Linked DNA regions of Homo sapiens: region 2 is linked to region 1. A link is a loop called in an ENCODE intact Hi-C map of the cell type or tissue named here. Cell type or tissue: IMR-90. All regions are shown on one strand.

The links. Peaks named below come from ENCODE experiments on the same cell type or tissue, not always from the same donor. Only the 100,000 strongest peaks of a DNase experiment are listed, where the experiment ranks them.
Region 2: a loop joins it to region 1, with 2.5 times the contacts of the local background. A loop is called at or near these places in 1 of 110 quality-filtered maps.

What each region holds. Positions count from the first base shown.
Region 1 is chr5:57,557,540-57,562,539 of GRCh38, reverse strand. No RefSeq gene overlaps it. Among named protein-coding and RNA genes, the nearest start is that of LNCBRM, 10 kb to the left of the region's middle. In IMR-90, no CTCF peak of the experiment used is centred here; a DNase peak (open chromatin) is centred at 3,109.
Region 2 is chr5:57,504,844-57,509,843 of GRCh38, reverse strand. The region is part of intron 3 of RMEL3 (enriched in melanoma 3); the gene reads right to left. Among named protein-coding and RNA genes, the nearest start is that of ACTBL2, 25 kb to the right of the region's middle. In IMR-90, no CTCF peak of the experiment used is centred here; no DNase peak of the experiment used is centred here.

The DNA.
Region 1 (5,000 bases):
GTAGAGACAGTGAGTATAGATACCTCTTCCAGGAAAGTCTGTTATAAAGAGAAAGAAAGTGATGGTAGTTTTTGCCTGGAACAAAGGGCAACTGAAGGAGAATGTAGTGTCAACAGAAAATTTTTTCTTCAAGACTTAGAATATTACATTTTAGTAGCCTTCGGGGATGATCTGATATATAAGAAATGTGATGATGTGAAATTGAATGGGAAAAAATCAGAGAGGAGTCCTGGAGTAGGTAAATAGGATGGAGTCTAGTGCATGAGTAGAGAGATTCACCTTAGTTAAGAACATGACAATCTCTCCATTGTAGTAAGAGGCAAGTTGGAGAACGTGGGTACAGATACAGGTAGGTCAGCAGATATTTGAGGGTGTATTCCCTTATTCTCTTTTTTATTTTCAACAAAATAGACTCAAATACATCAGCTAAGCAGGGGTGGGTGGGGAACATTGGAGGATTTAAAGAGGAAGAAGGAAACATGAAACACTCATCAAAAATATTGAAAAGAATATTTATTAGGGATACATGTTGGAATTATTGAGTAATAATGACAACAAGCATGAAATGACAGCATGCTTGACAGCAAGCATAAAATAAGACCAGATAGAAACATTGTGTTCTACTCTATTTACATCAGTGGCTTAGATGTGGATTTTTAAAAGTTGGAAATTTAACTGGGATTTTTTTTTTCCTGTAAAAAGCAAGAGTTGAAAAGGGGATGGGGTGTTTACAAGTGTGTAATCATGACGAAGGACCATGGACTCTAAGCTGAGTAAGGAGAGAAGTGAAGAGAGATGAGAAGTAGGCTGTAACACAGAGAAAACTGGCAGGTTAAAAGATTAAAGTTTTCCAAAGAGTTGAAATATTGTTACCATCAAGCTGCCGGATTAGTGTGCTGGAAACTCAGGAGGTTGAACTCAGCTTGACATTGAAATTCCGGTGTTGGTAGTTGCTGTCTAGGACAAGGTCTAGAGCATGACCATGGGAGTGAAAAAATAAATGATCATAGGAAATGAGAAGGCTCAGAACTAAGTGATGATGAGGTTAGCAAAAATTATGATTTAAGTATGCAGAGGAAGAGAGCAAACCTTCAATGAATGAAAAGGAGTACTTAAATTGTGAGGGAATTTCTGCAACAAGGAAAGGCTGTGTGGAGTGCAGCTGAAGCACTTCAAAATAACTAGGATTTTTAGGGAAGGAGGAAATTTTGTTTGAATAGCAACCAAGGATAAGAAAAACAGTCACCCCAACTTCAAGCTTTTTGGTGTCAAGGGGCTTTACAGAAAGAAACATGCTCTCAAGGAAGAGCCAAGTTTCAGCTAAAACAAGCAAAACAGTAAAGGAAACAAAGAACAAACTTCTTTTATCTCAAGTCTTCCTCCTCCTTCTTAATTGTTTTGTCTTGATTGAGTACATCCTCTAAGGATTCCTTCAGAGAAAGCCCACAGACAGTAATATTATTGTGTAATAATATCTCTATTTTCTCAAACGCTTTTGTATCTTTTTGGATAAAGAACTCTAAGTTTCAAACAATTTTATCTTAACTTTTCTTTCACACATTTTTCTCTTTGCATGTGTGGGCTGAGTTCTGGGGCATTTTCCCCACTACATATTCCAGCTCATATTGCTTCTTCATCTGCAGCCATCCTCACATGCATCTGATCTGAGGTTTGACTTTTTAAAATTATTCTTTCACTTTTAAACACCAATAATTTTAATTGATTTTTTATGCCATTCTATTACTAGTGCATGTTAGTAAAATTGTCTGGAATCTTTATGAGAATTTTAATTTAACTTTTTAACTCTTCCGTTTGCTTTTTGAAGTCCAATTTCTCATGTGTTAGTTTTTTTACTTACTGAATTTTTTCTCATTCACAGTGCTGGGTTTCCTCAAGTGTTTTGTGATTCCTGGTTAACTGCTTGCAATCTGTATATGAGAATTCTTGTTTTTATGTCAATAAATAAACACCCTAGTTACAACAGCTAGTGCTTTATGGTTATGTGAAATTTGACAGAGTATGTAGGTAGCTTGTTTTGAGTATGGAAATTATTCAACCCTCTTGGAGACAGTCTGTAACAGACAATACGGCCCTGTCTCTCATGCCCTGCCACCCAATAAGTGATTATCCTGGGTCAGAATTCCAACCTTGAAGAGATATACTCAGGGTTTATTCTAGGAGTGAACACTGAAGTCAGCCACTGCATTTCTTCCCCTCCTCCTCCCTATACTATCCTTGTAAAGATCTTACATTGATTGCTTCACTCTGCCTTTCTTCTCCAATGCTAGGAGTGCTTCTCAATCAGTTTATTTTGGTTTGAAGACAATTCTGAGTTATATCTCAGGAGAAAATTCTACTTCTGCCTGCAACTCAGTTTAAACTGAGGGAGAAGGAAAGACAAATAATTTCCAAATGCTGTTCTTTAATTAATTTGCCTGTGATGGTCCTCTTTGTGCTTTGATAAGCCAAAGAATAAAGCTGTTCCTACCTTATAGCATACATTAAAATTAACTCAAAATGGATCAATATCCTAGATATAACAGATAAAACCATAGAACTCTTAGAAGAAACATAAAAGTCAATCTTCATGAACTCAGACTTGGCAGTGGATTCTTAGATATAGCATCAAAAGGATGAACAACAAAATTAAAAAATCGATTCAACTTCATCAAAATGTAAACTTCCATGAATCAAAGGGCAATATCAAAATGGTGAAAAGACAACCTACAGAACAGGAGAAAATATTTGAAAATCATCTCCAGAATATATTTAGAAAACTCTTATAACTCAACAACAAAAAGACAACCCAATTTTAAAATGGGCAATGGGCTTGAATAGACATTTCTCTAAATGAATACATGAATGGAAAATAAGCACATGAAAAGATATTCAACAATCATTAGTCATTAGAGAAATGCAAGAAAAACCACTTCACACCCGTTAGGATTCCTATGATTTTTTAAAATGAAAAATAAACAGTGCTGGTGAAGATACGGAGAAATCACAACCCTTGTATGTTGCTGATGGAGTTGTAAAATGGTTCAGCCCAGTGGAAAACAATTTGGTGGCTCCTCAAAAAGTTAAACATAGAGATACCATATGACTCAGCAACTCCACTGCTAGATATATACCCAAAAGAATTAAAAACAGGTTCTCAAACAAATACTCATAGATAAATGTTCATAGGAGCACAATTCATAAAAGCTATTTAATGGGAATAGAGTTTCAGTTTTGCAAGACGAAGAAAGTTCTGGATTGGTTGCACAACAATCTGAATACACTTAACACTACTGAGCTTAACCACTTAAAAATGGTTAAGATGGTTTATTGTATGTTATGCATATTTTGCCACAAGTTAAAAAAAATTTAAGTCAATACACTGGTTTTTATCTCTCCTTAAATCACTTTCTCATTTCAAGAAGCATTCTTACTGCATATCAAATATTGAACTTAAAGTAAATATACAGATTCATTTCAGTTTATTAAGCATTTTTGCATACAATATTTTATTTGAACCAAGAAATTATATTACTTTAATATTGCTATCTTGCCATCAGCCTTTCTCTGCGTTCCCATTCAGTAATGAGAATACTACAGCATATTCTGCATGGCAGAGGTAAGTAAGCAGGTATGGGAAAACACAGATGCCATGCTCACTGTGTAGAACTGCAAAAGCTAAAAGTTTCAGAAAGACTTATTTTTGCAGAAAGTGAGATTCTTGCTCAAGTGCTTTTTCCATAGCCTGAACAGAAGACAAATGGAGACATAGGCCATAATTTGTCTCTACAACTCCCTTGTTGCCTTCCCCTGCATACATGTCATCATCACCACCACACATACCACCCACTGTGGTCTTCATAGGGAACCAGGTACCAGGGACTACAATTTGGCAGTCATGGTGACACAGTTAACTCCAGGAAGTTAAAACCACTTAGGGTCCAGTTGGTATAGCAGGCACAATAAACCTCCTAGAATCAAAGATTTAGAAGCAGTTCCAAGAGTCCATTTTAGCCATAAATACACCTCCGTTGCAGAAGGATACCAATTTAGTCCCATACAGCTAGAGGACATTAACCAGACCATATGCAGCTCCTTGGTTACTTACCTATGCCACTCAGTAGCCAAGAAGGAGGACATTGCAGAGGTATTTGGCCCTTGAAAAGTTTTATAGAAAAGTAGTTTCCAGATTCTACTTGTTATTGTCAGACTTTCCTTTTTCCTAAACTACTCCCTTTTCCCCCGAGCCAACCACACAGACTCCAATGTGCATTCTCTCTGTCTCTCTCTCTCTCTCTCATGCGCACACACACACACACACACACACACACACACACACACACACACACATCTTTAAAGCCAAATCCTTTATCCTTGGCAAGGTTTTGATGTTTCACCAGGATATGTAGGAACTGGACCATGATTAGTTTTTTTTTAAATCTCATGTCCTACCAGGATATTTGTATGCCTTAGAAGATGCTCCTCAGTTGTTAAACTGTACTGTCACCTCCTTGTGGATCTTCACAATCCTGAATTACACCAAGAAGAGGCTGCCTTAGTCAAATGGCCACAGCCAGGAGGTTGTGGACTAATACCAGTAGTGGTCAGTACAAGTTATCATATGATGGCCAAGCCCTTTCATGATCCCAGCCCTGTCCTTTTTTCTGAAACTCCCATTTCCAAAAACCAAGATAGACTGTGAATGCATCCATGGCTTGTTCCATTTTCTCTGCCAGGCCTCACACTGTATAAAACAGACTCTTGTTGGAGAGCTGGCTGGGTGAGTGTGTATTAGTCCATTCTTGCATTGCTATAAAGAACTACCTGAGACTGGGCAATTTATTAAGAAAAGAGGTTTAATCAGCTCATGGTTCTGTGGGCTACACAGGCTTGTGCTTCCGGGGAGGCCCAAGGAAACTTACAATCATGGCAGGAGGTAAAAGGGGGAAGCAGGCAGTCTTCACATGGCCAAAGCAGGAGAGAGAGAGAGCGAAGGGGGAAGT
Region 2 (5,000 bases), 53 kb after region 1:
AGTGCTACACGGATAGAAAAATGTTCTTGGGCTAATCCTATCAAGGTTCCAATAAGAACACAATTCTTGTATAAGCAAAAAAACAAAAGCAAAACTATGAATTCTGCTACTTCCTAGCATGCACATCCTCTCATAGTCAACCTTGACCCTTTGGATAAAACAAACATATAATATGTGTGAAGAATTTCAGTTCTATTGTGAACTTTCACAGCTGTCCTGAGAGGGAGGTATTATTATCCACATTTCATAAGTGATGACAGTAATGTTCAAAAGATGTTTTTTTAAAAAAAAAAATCAATGCTAGATTTCTAAGGATGAAATGTTTCTAAAAGGTCTGCAACCATCATTTGTCCTGAGAGAAACAACTTCACAGCTGCTGAACATGGTGAAGCCAGCAGGGCCCTCTCTACCTTGCAGACTCAAGACAACTTGACTTCAACTCAAGTGTCAACAATGCATCTTTTTTCAACTTCATGAATCCTCTGACCATCCAGTTCTTTGGCTACAAATGAATGGATACAGGCAGAATATCACCCAGACTACATTTCTGGTTTTGCCCTCAACTAAGAGTGGAAGAAAATGAGGCAAATTTGAGAATATAAACCAACCCTCAGCTGACAAGCCAGCTGAATTCAGTAACATTGATGCAGGGCAGGTGAGCCCCAAAAGAAGGTTCTTGGCTTCACCCAGGAAATAATTCAAGGGTGAGCTAGTGGTGTTAGGCAACAACTTTTTTTGAAATGTCAGTATGCAGCCACAGCAGAGGCACTGCTCCTTGCTTAACAGGACTACCTCATAGTCAGTGTGCCCAGAGTAGCAGCTCAGAGGCAGTTCTGTAGTCATATTTATATCCACTTTTAATTATATGCAAATTGATGGGTGTATTATGCAGAAATTTCTAGAAAAATATGTGGTAATTTCTGGGTTGTTGGGTTATTGCCATGAAAAGGGGAGGTAGCTTCAGGGTGTTGCCATGGCAGTGGTAAACTGACAGGGCACACTGGTGGGCATGTCTTATGGGAAGCTGCTTCCACCCTGTCCCTGTTTTAGCAAGTCCTCAGTTTGGTCCAGTGTCCAAGCTCCACCTCTGGAGTCCCACCTCCTACCTCAATATGAATGTACCCAGGCGAAACCAAGCAGAAGCCAAACTTTCCACCATTTAACAGGTGAGTAGACTAAGACACGGAAATCAACTCTCTTGCCCAAGAACACACAACTAGCCACTGTGTCAGGAGTCAGGGCTTGAACTTAGATCTTTCTGCTCCCATCATGCATGCTCTTTGCATGACAACCCACTATATCAGCATTTGTTATGGCTCCCTTAGGTTTGGCCAGCCTGGGAGCACAGGCAATAAGCAAGACTCGACACTCTCCAATGTGGTCTCATAACTAAGCTTTAATTTTAGCATTAGCCCCTAAGTTTACTGAGTACCAGAGTTATTGATTTACATTAAGCAGGAGATATCTCTGCAGTGACATAGTCCTTTAGCTGGGAAAAGAATGAAATTCTTTATCCTGACTCACAGATTCTTCAGTTTGATGGGCTGCTAACCATCAGCACCACCCAGAGCCGTCACCCTAGATGGGGGGCAGAGGGGCTCAGAGGTATCCTTTGTCTGTGCTACTTCATATCATTGATGGTGCTGAATATATTTTCTTGAAACTAATGATCCAGGCCTATAAGTTTTATTTCTGTCATTACTGGTCCTAAGTTGACCCATGAAGAGTCCTGTCTGTCATCAGTATACATTTTAGAAGATTAGAGAGCCACATGGGAATTGTGATCAGTGTGGTCTTTCTGTCAAACTGTGCATAGCTTTATTCTTTAGATTAAATGGTTATCCATTGTTCTAAGGATGGAGAGCTTTCTTGGGTGTTGAGCTTTTCAAAAAAAAATTGGAATGCAGCTAGCTTCTGAGGATGGATGCATAAGTCTCAAAGAGAGTAAAGGTGATTTCCAGTGGGCAGAGAAAGGAGGAAAAACAGGGAAGACATAGACCAAGATGTAGAGATGGGAATGCACAAAGTGGATGACTTAAAAATATGCATGAGTAGCCCGTGCCGGCTGAGAGACAGGAATGGTGGCAGCCATCATGAACTTCATCAGTTACTGTATCTGCTAAGAAAACATCCTTTTTCCTTTGGCAATAGATGACAAAAAGCTGGCCCAGGCCCCTCAGTGCTTTGAAAGACCAGTAATTTGGGAATGGAGTGAATGTCATACACCGATTCTCACTTAAATTTCCCTACACAATGAGCACTAATGCTTATGTTATATGAAAACTCCTTGAAGCACAGAGCAGCCTCTTTCTGATTATTTTTGGATAGCTTCCATGTTACACCCAACTTCCTCGTGAGGGTCTCAGTGACCATGACTGCAGAGCCAAAGCACATGAGGCAAGAGGCTTCCCTGCCTTCATCTCCATTCACAATCATGATGGCTCATTGGAAAAATTAACAGTTTTCAAGACAGAAGCAAAGTCAAAAATTATTAGAAATGGGCAAGTTCGGAAATCAAGTCAGGAGGTCTGGTTCTAGTCCTGGCTGGGCTACTCTACCTTTGGGACTTTGGGAGTGATGAGGGAGAGCCACCAACACGATGTGAATTCCTAGTCCATATCAGGCATGCACTATGTGCTTTATATACATTACCAGATTTGACCCTTCTCACAAGCATGTAAATGCTAGCTATCCTCATCTTATGGGTTAGAAAACTGAGACTCCACAAACTCACAGAAAATCAAATAGTAAGTTGTGGAGCTAGAATTTACACCCAAGTTTTTAACTTTCAAGCCAGTTTTCTTTTTATTACATCAAATTGCTTTTCTGTTTTAAGACTCTTTTGTCTTTCAACCCTATTAGCTCAAAAATTCTACAATGATTCTGATTCTGAATAGAGTTATGACAGTTGAATTCTAATAGGAAAAATAATTACTCATATGCCCTATGAATTCTTACCAAAGATCAAAATTAATGAAAGCATAGTCAATTTATTAAGTATTGCAATAAAGTTCTAATAAAAATTTATTTCTTCCTAATGCCTTTGACATTTCAAGAAATATGAGGTACAATGTTCTCCATGAATATGAGAATATCTGAATTATTCTGCAACAATTAATACAACATCAACCTACAAATCAGTGAGTTTTTTAAAAAATCTGCAAAAAATATATTTAAAGGGCTGTATGATCAGGTTTTCTAATAATATTATTCAATTTCTGTATGTATATGTTTATGTGTATGTATATATAAGATAGATAGATAGATAAATTGATAATTGATAGATAGATTGATCTCCATCTATCTGGCCAAATCTAGTGATCAATCTCTACCACCATCTTGCTTTTCCTCTCAGCAGCATTTGACAGTATTGATAACTCCTTCACTCATGATATATCATCTCCACTTGTGTGCTAGGTCTCTGCTCTTTGAACACTGACATTCAACAACTGAATTTTCTGCAATGCCCTATTGCCCTTGAGAATATGGCCTTTATCTTTGGTAGCTGACTAAAACTTGCCTAAAATTCATTTGGTTTATAGCTCTTATCTACTGAATTTTTATCCCTTCAATACTAGCTATGCCCTTCACTAATTAAGGCTAGAATCACTTATCTATTTTCTATATGCTACATCTCTGTCTTTTTACCTATACAGTCTATTTTCTGAACAGTCTATATAAATCCATGTACCCACAGTGAAAACACTATTTTAGTTATACTCCTCTGAGGAGAAGTTTAATCTGATTATGCTCTTAGGAAGAGGCTTCTCATCTCTGCCTTCTCCCAGCCCCTATCTCAGCCCTGGACACGCCCAAATTACAAGACAGACACTTTCTGCATGTGCCTTCAATCAGTCCATGCCTCTCGCTGTGTAAATAACATAATCACAGATGAAAGAGGATGAGCAAAGCCGATATGATTTCTCCCCTTGTCTGAGGCTGAAGCAAAAGGCTCCAGAGACTGTCACAGCACGGATAACAGTGTGTGTCTATGTTTCGTTGGTGCTAATATACAGAAATAGAATGATCTCTTCTATAGTCAGATTGGCTCCAGTCTGGAAATAGCCAGTGAGCAATGCTCATAGACTTTTATTAAAATTGTTAAAGACCACTATCTTAAAAATAAACAAACCTTGGAAAGAGGTATATTAGAAATCATTTTTAAAAGATGCCTAGAAACTTTTTTAATGTATTCTAAAATACAGTACAAAATTGAAAGAACAATACAGTGTTACTAGTCTAGAGTGAGACTCTATCATGGGAAGATTTTCAAAAATGGCTGACAGTAACATTATTTTCTTGTACTTTACATAATTGCACAAAGTGACTCAGAATTGACCTCATGGGTGAAAACAGGCAATGTATGGCAGTAAGATGTCATGGTGAAGTAAAATACATTATGGAAATCACTGCAAAAGCTAAGAGATCAGACTACTTTTCAGAGTCCATGGAATTTGTAATCATCCATTTGCTGCCACATTCCTTTTGAAGGATGTGACCCAGACTTTTGTGAAGGCTCCTGTATATGGACTCCAATTTTTCTATTTACTTATGCTTGACTAAGGAGGAAAAAAGGAGCTTCCATAATCTTTGCAGTCCTCACAGTCGAATCTTTTTTAATTACAGTCTGTTTCCATTCTCATCTGTTCTAAATGTAAATCTGCAGTTGTCCTCAAACAGTCAACTCCAGAAGGGTGCAAAGATTTCCCCTTGTTGACCTAGAATTCATTTGGAGCAGCACAATTCTCAAGCCCCTTTACTGAGTAAAAGTTGGCTACAAATCGAATTTTAATTTGTATAGAGTCAAGATAGGAACTTGGATTATTAGAGAAAGGATAAGCATCAGTGAAAAATGTGTTTTCCTATATCAAATATACAATTAACATTAAAGTAAAGAAACCCATTGTTTTCTAAATGAACATACAGCCTTCTTCTAAAGCAGTCAGTTTCCTAAGCAATACAAATGTATGAAAATTTTTCTGACAACTGCTACATTTTCC